2 separate regions of the Homo sapiens genome follow, and region 1 is linked to region 2. The links are chromatin contacts, found by Hi-C or POLR2A ChIA-PET in ENCODE. All regions are on one chromosome and are shown on one strand. Each heading gives the region's core, a stretch centred on a gene start or an enhancer-like site at or near the end of the contact. The rest is flanking DNA. Distances are from core to core; before and after follow the strand shown.

What was found. A loop is a pair of places that touch in the nucleus more often than their neighbours do. ChIA-PET counts read pairs that join two places held with the same protein, here RNA polymerase II (POLR2A). Pooled maps may share reads with other maps.
Region 1: a loop to region 2 is called in a map with no recorded cell type, with 5 times the contacts of the local background. The contact joins two enhancer-like sites. A Hi-C loop is called at or near these places in 2 of 37 single-sample maps with no recorded cell type and 6 of 50 pooled maps. POLR2A ChIA-PET finds 5 or more read pairs at or near these places in 2 of 52 experiments (A673 and naive thymus-derived CD4-positive, alpha-beta T cell).

The regions. Positions count from the first base shown.
Region 1 is chr4:148,057,064-148,062,576 of GRCh38, forward strand. All of the region lies in intron 20 of ARHGAP10 (Rho GTPase activating protein 10), which reads left to right. Among named protein-coding and RNA genes, the nearest start is that of MIR4799, 280 kb to the left of the region's middle. Within about 2 kb of position 2,755, at least 13 of the 41 ENCODE cell types and tissues checked have a DNase peak (open chromatin) inside an H3K27ac peak, as active enhancers do.
Region 2 is chr4:147,797,818-147,802,987 of GRCh38, forward strand. All of the region lies in intron 1 of ARHGAP10 (Rho GTPase activating protein 10), which reads left to right. Among named protein-coding and RNA genes, the nearest start is that of MIR4799, 18 kb to the left of the region's middle. RefSeq lists an enhancer at 2,352-2,651. Within about 2 kb of position 2,259, at least 2 of the 41 ENCODE cell types and tissues checked have a DNase peak (open chromatin) inside an H3K27ac peak, as active enhancers do.

The DNA of each region.
Region 1 (5,513 bases), core at 1,505-4,004, 260 kb after region 2:
TGATGGCAACTGTGGGCCAACCTCTGGGGGGCACTCGTAAGTCATTCGCTTCCTTCTCAGCATAGCCTCTAGCTATTGACAAAAAGAGGAACAAGCCTAGGGGAGGAAGAAACTGCAAGCTGGCACTCAGCCAACAATGATAGTGCCAGCTCTGGCACCCAGGTCTCTCTGCAGAGTGGCAGAGTCTTAGGCATTTGTAATTTGCATGCGTACAATCCTTCAATGGCCCCTCTTTGCCTTTAGGTTATGATTGTGCCTCCTGAATATCCCGGTACTTGCATCTCTCACCATTCTTTCCATATTCCATTCTAGTCACTGAAAAGGACTTGAGGGTCTGAGATCTGTGCTGTCTTGTCAAAACAGGGTTTACTAGAAACATGACCTTGAGTAAGTTGCTTTCACCTTTCTGAGATGGTCTTCTCATATGTCATGTGGAATAATAGGGTGGTTGGGAATAAGTGTACTAGTGCCTGCCTGTTGCATCTAGCACAGGGCTAGATTGCACAGTTGTGCCTCACATGAGCCTGGGTGTGGGGAGGTGATGACGATGTTGACTATGGTAGCATCAGCTTCAGCATTAGCTCCGCACAGATGCTGCCTCCTCCAGGAAGCCCTCCTGGCTATCCCCATGGTTATTAGGTGCTTCCTCCACTCTTCCTCTGAGGGACCTTGGGCAGATCGCTACATGGCTCTCAGTGCCTGTATTATGGTTATTAATTGGGCATTCTCCACTCACTTGGCTGCAGAGCAGGTGGTGTCACGGTTTCCTGGGTGTCCCCAGGGACTAGCACAAGGCCTGACAGGAAGTCCTCAGACTGTAAATGATGAGCCAGTGGGTCTACTCCGAACCTTCCTGATGGGCAGCAAAGTCCTTCTCCCCCAACGCCGTGGGTTATGGCGACTTGCATGTCACAGGCCTTTGTTTCTCTGCACTGCTGTTGTCCCTCGGTGTGCTCGTGGGGAGCCAAACAATGTGCTTGCGTGTGGAGTTCTCCCTCTCCTGGCACTTAAGGAATAACTGGCATTTATTTGAACAGAGATTTTCCCATAATATACAGATCTACAATATTTCCTTCTGTCTTTATTAACATTTTCAAACACTCTTGCCCAGGACAGCTGTTCTAGACTTATGCTGTATGTTTCCCAGACTGGCATGAAAGATCATTTCACTAATGTGTTAGCTTCTGCTCAGAGACCTGGCAAATGAGAGTTTAGAATCTTTCATTGCAGTGCAAACTTCTGATTTGATCTCGTATTGTATAACCGTAGTGAAATATCTTGGTATTTGGGGGATTTAGTCACTTCAAATAAGCATTCATTTCTTTTCTTAATGCGTATTCTCCTCGCTCTACCCTTTTGAATTTAGATTGCATTCAGTGCTTATACAGGCTGGAATCAGGGGCTTGTATCTCTAGTGCTGCCCAAAGCCTGACCTGTGTATATTATGCAAGAAATGTTTGTTAGATGCAGGAGTTCTCTGGTGATTGGTGCAACTGGTGTCGAGTTTTAACAGTTAAGGCCCCTACTCCCTTCCCCCTTTCTGAAATGTTTGTGATCTGTCGCTGCCAGAATGTTTTTAATATGCGTGGAGCGTAGAGTCTGGTACTGGAGGCGACTGGATCACAGTTTGAATCAGAAGCAGCATGGACTGCTGATCTGTTCCATTTTCTAAAAATACACTTTGTAAAGTAACCACATATACAGCACTGTCATAATTTCATGTTTTGGGGTTTGGCCCCACTGCTGCACGTGAAAGCTACAAGGTCTTTCCCCGAAATTCAGGCCCATGTTTCCAAGCAAGAGTGTTGACTCTTTTTAAAGAAGAGAGTTTCCTCATCCTTTACACAAATGCATATTCTTTCCCTGCTTACTGTCTTCCCAGCTCTTCCACCCACCCCACCTAAACACAGGAAATGCCTCCGTGGCGTCAGGAACAGTCAGGTAGACTTTCAGTCTGTGCATTTTCAGGAACGTGTTTCCAAGTTAGCAATTTGAAATCTTCATGTGCTTTTAGTGAAACACTCTTGTTTCTATTTGTCCCCTTTCTTTGAGAAAGAAGGACGGTGATGTTGGCCTTCCGTGCTGAAGATAGAGAAGAATCCTGTTTTAGGAGATGCCTTTTGCAGTGTAGTGTGTTAAGTTGGGAAGATAGCGAACAGATATTAGCAGTTCTGTATATTTCTTCTGTCTTGGTAAACGTGGTTTCTGAGCTTTTTAGGAACAGTTGACTTCTTCCTCCATTTTCGCAAACTGCAACTTGGCTTTCAGGAAACTTGTGGCACTTAGGTACTTTTTTGTACTTGGTCAGTAGCTTGGCATTAAACAGAATTGGTGGTTTGTGCTCATGCCAGTCTTACTAATCAAAAATCCGTAGTTAAAGGGACAACAAGAAAAAAAGGCAATAAATAGATTTTTTAAATGTTTAAATTTGGGAAATGGTAGGAAAGGACTCTCAAAAATTTCATTATGTTCTAGCACATAATGAGCTTTTAATTATTATTTCACTAATCACCTTTGATCTTTTTCCCAAAGATGTTCTTTGGGAAAAAGCTGGGGCTCTCCCCTGAACCACAGAGTACAAAAAAAATGATCTGGTGAGTGTTTTAGTTCTCCCAAGGATGATACTGTCAAGAACTGTGAAGGGTCTGAAACCGTACCCTGCTTGCGAGCTACCAAATTAGCCTACCATCGTTTCCGGGATGCTGGCAGAAGGCGTGGGACTCGCGGTCAGAGCCAACAGCCTCTATTAATCACAGCAATGACAGTATCAGTGTTTTCTTGTGCCAGTTCCCTGAGTTCCAGTTCCTACAAGGCAATGCAGCTTGGGCCAGGTCACACCTACATGCCTCAAGAGAGAAACCTGGAGCTTAGAAAACCCAGATCTTTTATGATGGGTAAAGCCCACTCTTTGAGAGAGAGAGAGAGAGAGAGGGGAGAGAGAGGAGAGAGAGAGGGGAGAGAGACGAGAGAGAGACGAGAGACAGATATGCCTTAGGGCTCAGTTCTCTCTTGGAACCCAGGTTGAGGAAAAGCTGTTAGTCCTTTGCTTATGGGCTGCCATTCCAAAATGCCTCGTGTTCCTTCAAAATGTTTTAAATAAAAGAAGGGAAAGAGAATATCAGAAATTCTCTTCTAAAACTAATACTTTCCTCTACCGTTTTTTGAGAAAATGTAGGTATTACATTTTAGATGATATTTAAAAAATGTTTCGATTCTTCTTATTAAAAAGTAACCCAAAGTTTGGAAGGTAAGAGATGGTTACATAACGAAGCTCATGTTTAGTTTTTTTTTTTTTTTTTTTTTGGCCTTCCAAAAAATATGGACAGGTTGCTTTTGGGAGACACTGTGAAACATGGCATCATCTGACGTGTACTGGCTTTAGATGTGAACCCATTACACGACTTAAGTATATTTACTCACTTGCCTCACCTGATCCTTCCCAGCCGACAAGCCTCTGAAAAATTTCCTCTATCCAAGCAGCTACTGTGCTGGTTCCCAAACCTTGTTTGGCTGCACAGGTCTCTTCTTTCACAGGCTTCCAGTTGTCCACACATCTCATTGCCTCATCTCCATAGACACTGTCTCCAGCCTTGCACGTTGCCCCGTCTTGTGAATATTCCAGCTTACAGTGTGTCTGCCCTTGTGGGGTTCTGAAATCAAAGGAGTTACCTAGTAGAGGCTTCTGAGACACACCCAGGAAATCACATGCAGAAACTTAAGTCTACATGGGAAGTGTGGGAGGTAATCTTGGTGAACCGGTTAGTGCTAGATCACATAGCGCATGTGTTAAATAGCAACAGAAAGATCACAAAAAAACAAAAAAGGTGAATGTGGAGAACTTGACCCTGGACAAGGACTGCTGATTCTGTGTTCCTGTTTTGGGATGAGATGGAGAAAGCCAGGGTGCGGGACAGGCAGGCTTTTCTGTTGCGTATCTGTCATTACAGTGGTTCTTTCACTTTCTAAAAACTGAGGGGTATTTTCCCTAAACAAACACACCCACCCACCCGCGGGTGTTTTCATGGAGGTTTCCTTTTTTTTTTTTAAAGAAAGATGTGAGGATCAAGCAGACAATACCTATAAAATTTATGCTCTTTATTTTTCAAGGGCCACATAAGTGTAGTCACATAGTTACTTTATCTTCTTCCTGTAACTGTCCTCCCTCTAGGCAGAGGGATGGCAGTCATTGACGATTTATGACTCTGAAGAGCTGATGGGGGGTGTGGCAAAACATCTCATCTTCCTCCATTCACACCCTCCAAGCACCTTGAATAATTGCTGGGAGATAACTTGGCAATTGTTTGGCTAACTGTGGCCTTAATTTCCTGCCAGGGCTTCACTCACGCCTACCTGTCCTTTCCGTTCCTGATTAGTAAGACAACATTCAGCGTTCCTTTTCTGCTAAAAAAAAATGGAGTGACTTTTGTGACTGTTGATACAGATCACTTTAAGATTTATAACAAATCTTGCCTTGGGATAAAATAGATTTTATGACTCCCAGATGAATGGCTGGATAAGGGAATTGTAAATAAGCTCTTAGAAGAATAATGTTTTTTTTTTTTAAATGACCCCCTTTTTTTCCTGACCAAAGCATAGGAAAGCTTCTGTGTATTAAATACCTACCAAGTCAATTATGCACCAGATTTGTAAAATCCACTTTTGGTTTTAGAGCTTTCTAATTTGGTTGCTCCGATGTTGGCTGATGGCTCCATGTCCCCGCCAATCTGCCTGGCTTCGTGAGATCTGGAAAAAGAGTTAAAGATCTTCCTGTGGAGGCAAGAGAAATACTTGAAGGCATCAGAGAACAACCAGTATCAATGTGCCCTTTCATTTATTGGTGTCGCAGGCCTTCAGGGAAGGTGTATGGGTTAGAGAGGCCACAGGGGGAGTATTGGGGGAGGTGGAACTGGAGCTGAGCCAAGGAAGGGCAAGATTAGAGCAGGGCGGGGAGCTTGAGAGGAAAGGCAAAGCTTGAGGCGGAGGTGGGAACGCCAGGAAGCAGAGCTGTGGCAGACAGGGTAGGCTGCTGGGGCGGGACGGCCCCTGGTAGGTGAGCAGGTGCAGGAGCATTGTGTATAGGGAGACAAGTGGGTAAACTTGGCCCTAGGTTGCTGAGTGTCACCGTGTTGGAGGATTGCACCTAGGGGCTGGCCAGGAGACCATGCTGGTACTGAAGAACACGGTGCTAGTTCTCCGGCAGGGGAAACAATCTGAGAGCATGCTGAGGAGTGCAGAAGCCTCGGGAAACTGCTCGTGGAAACTGGTGTACTGGTTTAGCAGAAGACGGGGTATCTTAGGTGAAGAGCACCTGGGTGCTGCAGACAGGGAACACGTGTGTGTTCAAAATGTCACTGAATGAAACGAGACACTTCTCAAGGGAATGTCATAAACCATAGTCGCCTCCAGTTCTGAGGTCACTGAAGAGTAATTCAGATTAACACGCATCAATTATTTGAACTCTCCCTCTGTGCTTAGAGGCCATTCCAGGTGTCTGTTCACTGACCTGTTTACAT
Region 2 (5,170 bases), core at 1,009-3,508:
TTAATTGTGCCCTCTGCTATGTTCCCTGAGGGTCTGTACAGTCAATCTTTTTTAGTGGCATCCCATCTCATCTAGCTCATCCCACCCCAACCCATCCCATGCCATCTCATCCCATCCCTCTCCTCTTTGTCCTGTTTCCCCATTTCATCTGTCTCTTACATTTTCCTCTGCATTTCTGATTAGATCGAGGACCAAGAATTGTGACTGATGCTTCTTTGTCCCCTGTTCAGGTGTTTCTTAAGTGGCAGATGAATAGTTCCTCCCTGTACTCTCCTGTAAACATACTTTTTGCTTTTACATCTCTTCAGTTTTGCTTTTACTTTTTTTTTTTTCGTAAGGGATACATTCTTTCAGTAGCTTTATTTAAATGTAGTGTGTGGACCGTTTGTTGTGACCTTCTTTGAAATTTTCTCTGATCATGGCAGCCCAAAATATCGGTACCTGCCTCTGAACCATCTTCGTTGTCTCTGGCTGTGTTACTTATACAACACCTGCTATTATTATTTGTATTTTTGTTTTATATGTTTCATCCCTCCTTAGATTATAAACTCTGAAGTTAGAGGTCATCTTATAGACAATTTTGAATCTTCTGTGTTAAAAAATATAATTTTGGCCAGGTGTGGTGGCTCATGCCTATAATCCCTGCACTTTGGGCAGCCTAGGTGGGTGGATCACTTGAGTCCAGGAGTTTGTGACCAGCCTGGCCAACATGATGACTTTGGGCAGCCTAGGTGGGTGGATCACTTGAGTCCAGGAGTTTGTGACCAGCCTGGCCAACATGATGAAACCCCGTCTCTACTAAAAATACAAAAGATTAGCCTTGGCTGGGTGCAGTGGCTCACGCCTGTAATCCCAGCACTTTGGGAGGCCAAGGTGGTGCATTACGTGAGGTCAGGAGTTTGAGACACTCTCTCTCTCTCTCTCTCTCTCTCTCTCTCTCTCTCTCTCTCTCTCTCTCTCTCTCTATATATATATATATATATATATATATATATATATAGACTTTTTACCCCCCCACGCTTGAAAAATGTGCTACTTCCTTTAGTCTCCATGGTTTCAGATGGGAAATCCATTGTTCGAATTGGTGTTCCTTACAGATCATGTATCATTTCTCACAGCCTGCTTTCAAGCAGATTTTTTTCTTTGTCTTTAGTTTTCAGAAGACTAGTTATTGATGTTTACCATTGATCCTAGCCTTGGCCTGAATTTCTTTTTGTCCTTTTTTTTTTCTCTTCGAGATGGAGTCTCACTCTGTCACCCAGGCTGGAATGCATTGGTGTGATGTCGGCTCACTGCAACCTCTGCCTCCCGGGTTCAAGCGATTCTCCTGCCTCAGTCTCCTGAGTAGCTGGGACTACAGGCATGCATCAGTATGCCTGGCTAATTTTTGTATTTTTAGTAGAGACGGGATGGGGTTTTGCCATGTTTGCCAGGCTGGTCACAAACTCCTGACCTCAAGTGATCTGCCTGCTTTGGCCTTCCTAATGCTGGGATGGCCTCTCTTTGTTTATTCTGATCATAAATTTGCTCAGCTTCTTAAATCTGTTTATGTCTTTTACCAAATTTGGAATGTTTTCAGCCATTATTTCTTTGAATATTCTTTTAGCCCTATTCTCTTTTTCCTCTTGGGGCTCAATGATACAAGGCTGGATGTTTTGCTGTTCCACAGGTCTCTGAGGCTCTGCTTATTTTCACAGCCTGTTTTCTATTGTTCTGATAGAGTGAATTCTGTTGTCTTTCCTCAAGTTCAGTGATTTTTTTTATCCTGTCATTTTCATCCTACTATTGAGCATATCAAGTGAGTTTTTGTTACTGTACTTTTCAGTTGTATAATTTATATTTGGTTTTTAAAATAATTTCACTTCTGAGATTTTCTAGTTTCTCATTTGTTTCAACAGAATTTATAATTGATTATTGAAGCACTTGTAAGAGGGTTGCTTTAAAATCCTCATCAGATAATTTCAACATCTGATTTATCTCAGGGTTAGGGTCAGTTTTTTGGCTAAAATGGGAATTTGACTTGGGATTTTCCTGGTTCTTGGTATGGTGGGTGATTTTTGACTGTATTCTGGACATTTTGCCTATCTTTTTTTTGGGGGGGTGCGGGCAGTGGGAATGTTCTGAATCCCATTTAAATCTTTTGTTTTAGCAGGCAGCCACCCAGTTAGTCTTAGCACACAGGTCCTGCCCTACATTTGTGGGCTGTGGTTCCAATGACAGTTTAACTTTCAGAGCCTTTGTGGTGTTTGTCTGCTTGGTGGTTAGATGCCGCTAGGGCTGCCGTCTCATTTCCCCCTGCTGTTATTGCTGGCTGTGGAGGCAGAAGGGATTTCCCTAGGCTGGGCTACTAGGTGTCTCCCAGTGGGGGAAACGTAGTCTCAGGACCCTGGAGACTGAGGGACTTTCCTGACTGTGGCATAGTCCCCCTTCCTGTGGGGGACAGAGAGCTCTTGAGCCAGACACTTGTTGAGATGGAATCTCTCTACCTGTGCCCCACGGTTTTCCTCATGTCTGTGTGCAATGGAAGGGCGTCTTAGGCCCATGTGACCAGAGAGGCTTCCTGGGCCAGGTCACTTGTGGCTGGGGAGTCTTGTGTCTGCCCTATTGCATATGTCGAGGCTCCCCTAGTTATTGTTGGTGGGGCTTTAGGTTGGTCCTTCTTTTGGATGGTGTAGGACTTATCTGATGTGAGGGGGACTCGTGTTTGATCTGGGTCATAGGAATGAGCCTACCTGAGCTGCCTTTTGTTCTCATGTCATGGGTTGGGAAATGGTGGGTCTGGGTGACCACTTTGCATAGGGGGATGCAAGATACTGTTTCACTGAGCTGTTCTTCCATTTTTGGGGTCACAAACTGGTTTGTTTTCTTCTTACCATCTTTCAGAGTTCTCCTTTGGTTATCTCCTCTGCTATTTCCAGGGTTTATAGCGCTTAGTAGGGAGGAGCAGAGAGACATAGTTTTCTATGCTGTCTTGTGCCTTGTCATTCATTATTTTTTTCCTTTTTCTTTTTTGACACAGCGTCTTACTCTGTCACCCAGGCTGGAGTGCAGTGGCACAATCTTGTCTCACTGCAACCCACGCCTCGTGGGATTAAGTGATTCTTGTGCCTCCCAAGTAGCTGGGACTACAGGTGCCTGACACCATGCCTGGCTAATTTTTGTATATTTAGTAGAGACAGCGTTTCGCCATGTTGGCCAGGCTGGTCTTGAACTCCTGGCCTCAAGTGATCTGCCCACCTCTGCATTTGAAAGTGCTGAGATAACAGGCGTGAGCCACCGTGCCCAGCCTTATTCATTCTTAGATGTTGGAATTTTAAAAAGCAATGAAAAATGTCAGCAAAATTTAGCATTTATTTTTCTACGTTCAGTAAAACATATCTCTCAGGGGTCTTATGGAGGTAAGGAAACATGAGAACCAGTTAGGTTAAATGACTGGTCCTGGGGCTCTATTGGTCGTTAATTACAGAACACAGACTAGAGTTAGACTCCTCTTAATGAATCCACTATTTGTTTCTTTGTAGCAAACTAAGTTGAAGACTTCTCTATAAGAAAAGAGAAGAGAACCATTGCTGTGCTGTAATGCTCTGGGCTTTATAATGTTAACACACAAAATAATTTATATATCAAGTGGAAAACCTCTCAGAATACAGGAAAAGAATCCAGTGTTCAATTATATTAAGAGTGAATAACATGCTGTGTTTGTTCCAATTTTAGTATTCATCATTTTTTGTAAAGTGTAAAATAACATACCGTCTGTTTTTTACTATAAAACATTTGAATGGCCTTATAAAATGTTTCTTGCAAAAGAAAGTTCTCTCACTGGTTATCATCACCATTTGTATTATACTTCAAAGAGAGTAAAGAATATAATGAAGGTTGGTGGCACCACCCAAGCGAATTAATCTCATAGCTTAGCATTATGTGGGACTTTTCATCAGGTCATCGCTGTTTACTCCACAGACATCAGATACCTCTCAAAATAGTTCTCCATGAAGCTTTTTTTCCTCTGCTGCAGAGATGGAGAAATGGAGAAACCCAGAAGTTAACTGTTAAGTTGTTTGTAATGTTTTTTGAAGTCCCCAGGGATTTTACAGAAAATGGAGCCGGAGTTGAACTCATCCCAAAACTCTTTGGATGTCTGGGATGGGAGGCATTGATTTCTCTCCCTGAGGCACAGCAAGAACTAGGCAGAGTAAATAGGACTAAACACTGGCCCTGTTTAATGTCGCTTGAGTAATGATGCTTGAGTAATGATGACTGACAGGTCGGAGGAGTGGGGCGTATGAGGATGGACTGACTCTGTTTTTCTTCTTTCCATATGGACTTATTCCTTTTGCTTCTACTTTTGTTTTTCCTTCCTGTTCCCTACTTAATAGTCTTGCTGAAAAATATATCTGACCTGTATTGAAGAATGGAATTAAACATACTGGGTTTTGGAGAACTTTTCCCATCACTCATAGTAAAACTCCAACATAGGTGATCCATAGGCTAAAATGAGATGTTCAGAAGTTAGGGTGAAGCTTCTTAAAAAAGTGATAGTGTGATGATGGTTGATTTTGCAAACTTGTTTTCTCTAAAGCATAATATAGCTGAGCTATGATCCTAAAGGTAAGGTGGTAGGTAGTATTAATGCCAGCAATGTACTGACTGTTTACTGGCTCAGACTCAAAGACTGTTAGCATTGGGCAGGGCCCCCTTTGGACCATGTTTGTAGCCTCTCTGTCCTCAGCAGAGTGTCTCTACAATATAAATAGTGGTATTTGTGTCTCGTAGTTACTTGTAATGAAGCAGCCTGTTGTATTGCAGGTGGCCAGCTCTGCTTCGCAGGAAACCAGCTCTGCCTCCCTGTAACTTCTACTTACACTGGTTTTTTGTTGGGTCTCTAGGACCATGCAGGGTGAATCTAATAATTGTTCTTGTTAATATCTGTCAAAATTCAGAACAGATGTTGTGACTTTACCTTCTCAAAGTTGTTTCTCATCAATCTTGAAGACTCCTTATCCTGCTGTTTTCTGCATGTTCTGTTTTGCCGGTATCCCTTCAAAATGTGGTCCTCCAAATGAAACATGGTGCCCCCAAAGTTTTGGAGAACTCCTTTGCTGTGTGGAAGTGCGGACTGTGACATGTAAGGGTTTGGGGTCTGTAAATTCTATTTATCAACCTCTCTCCA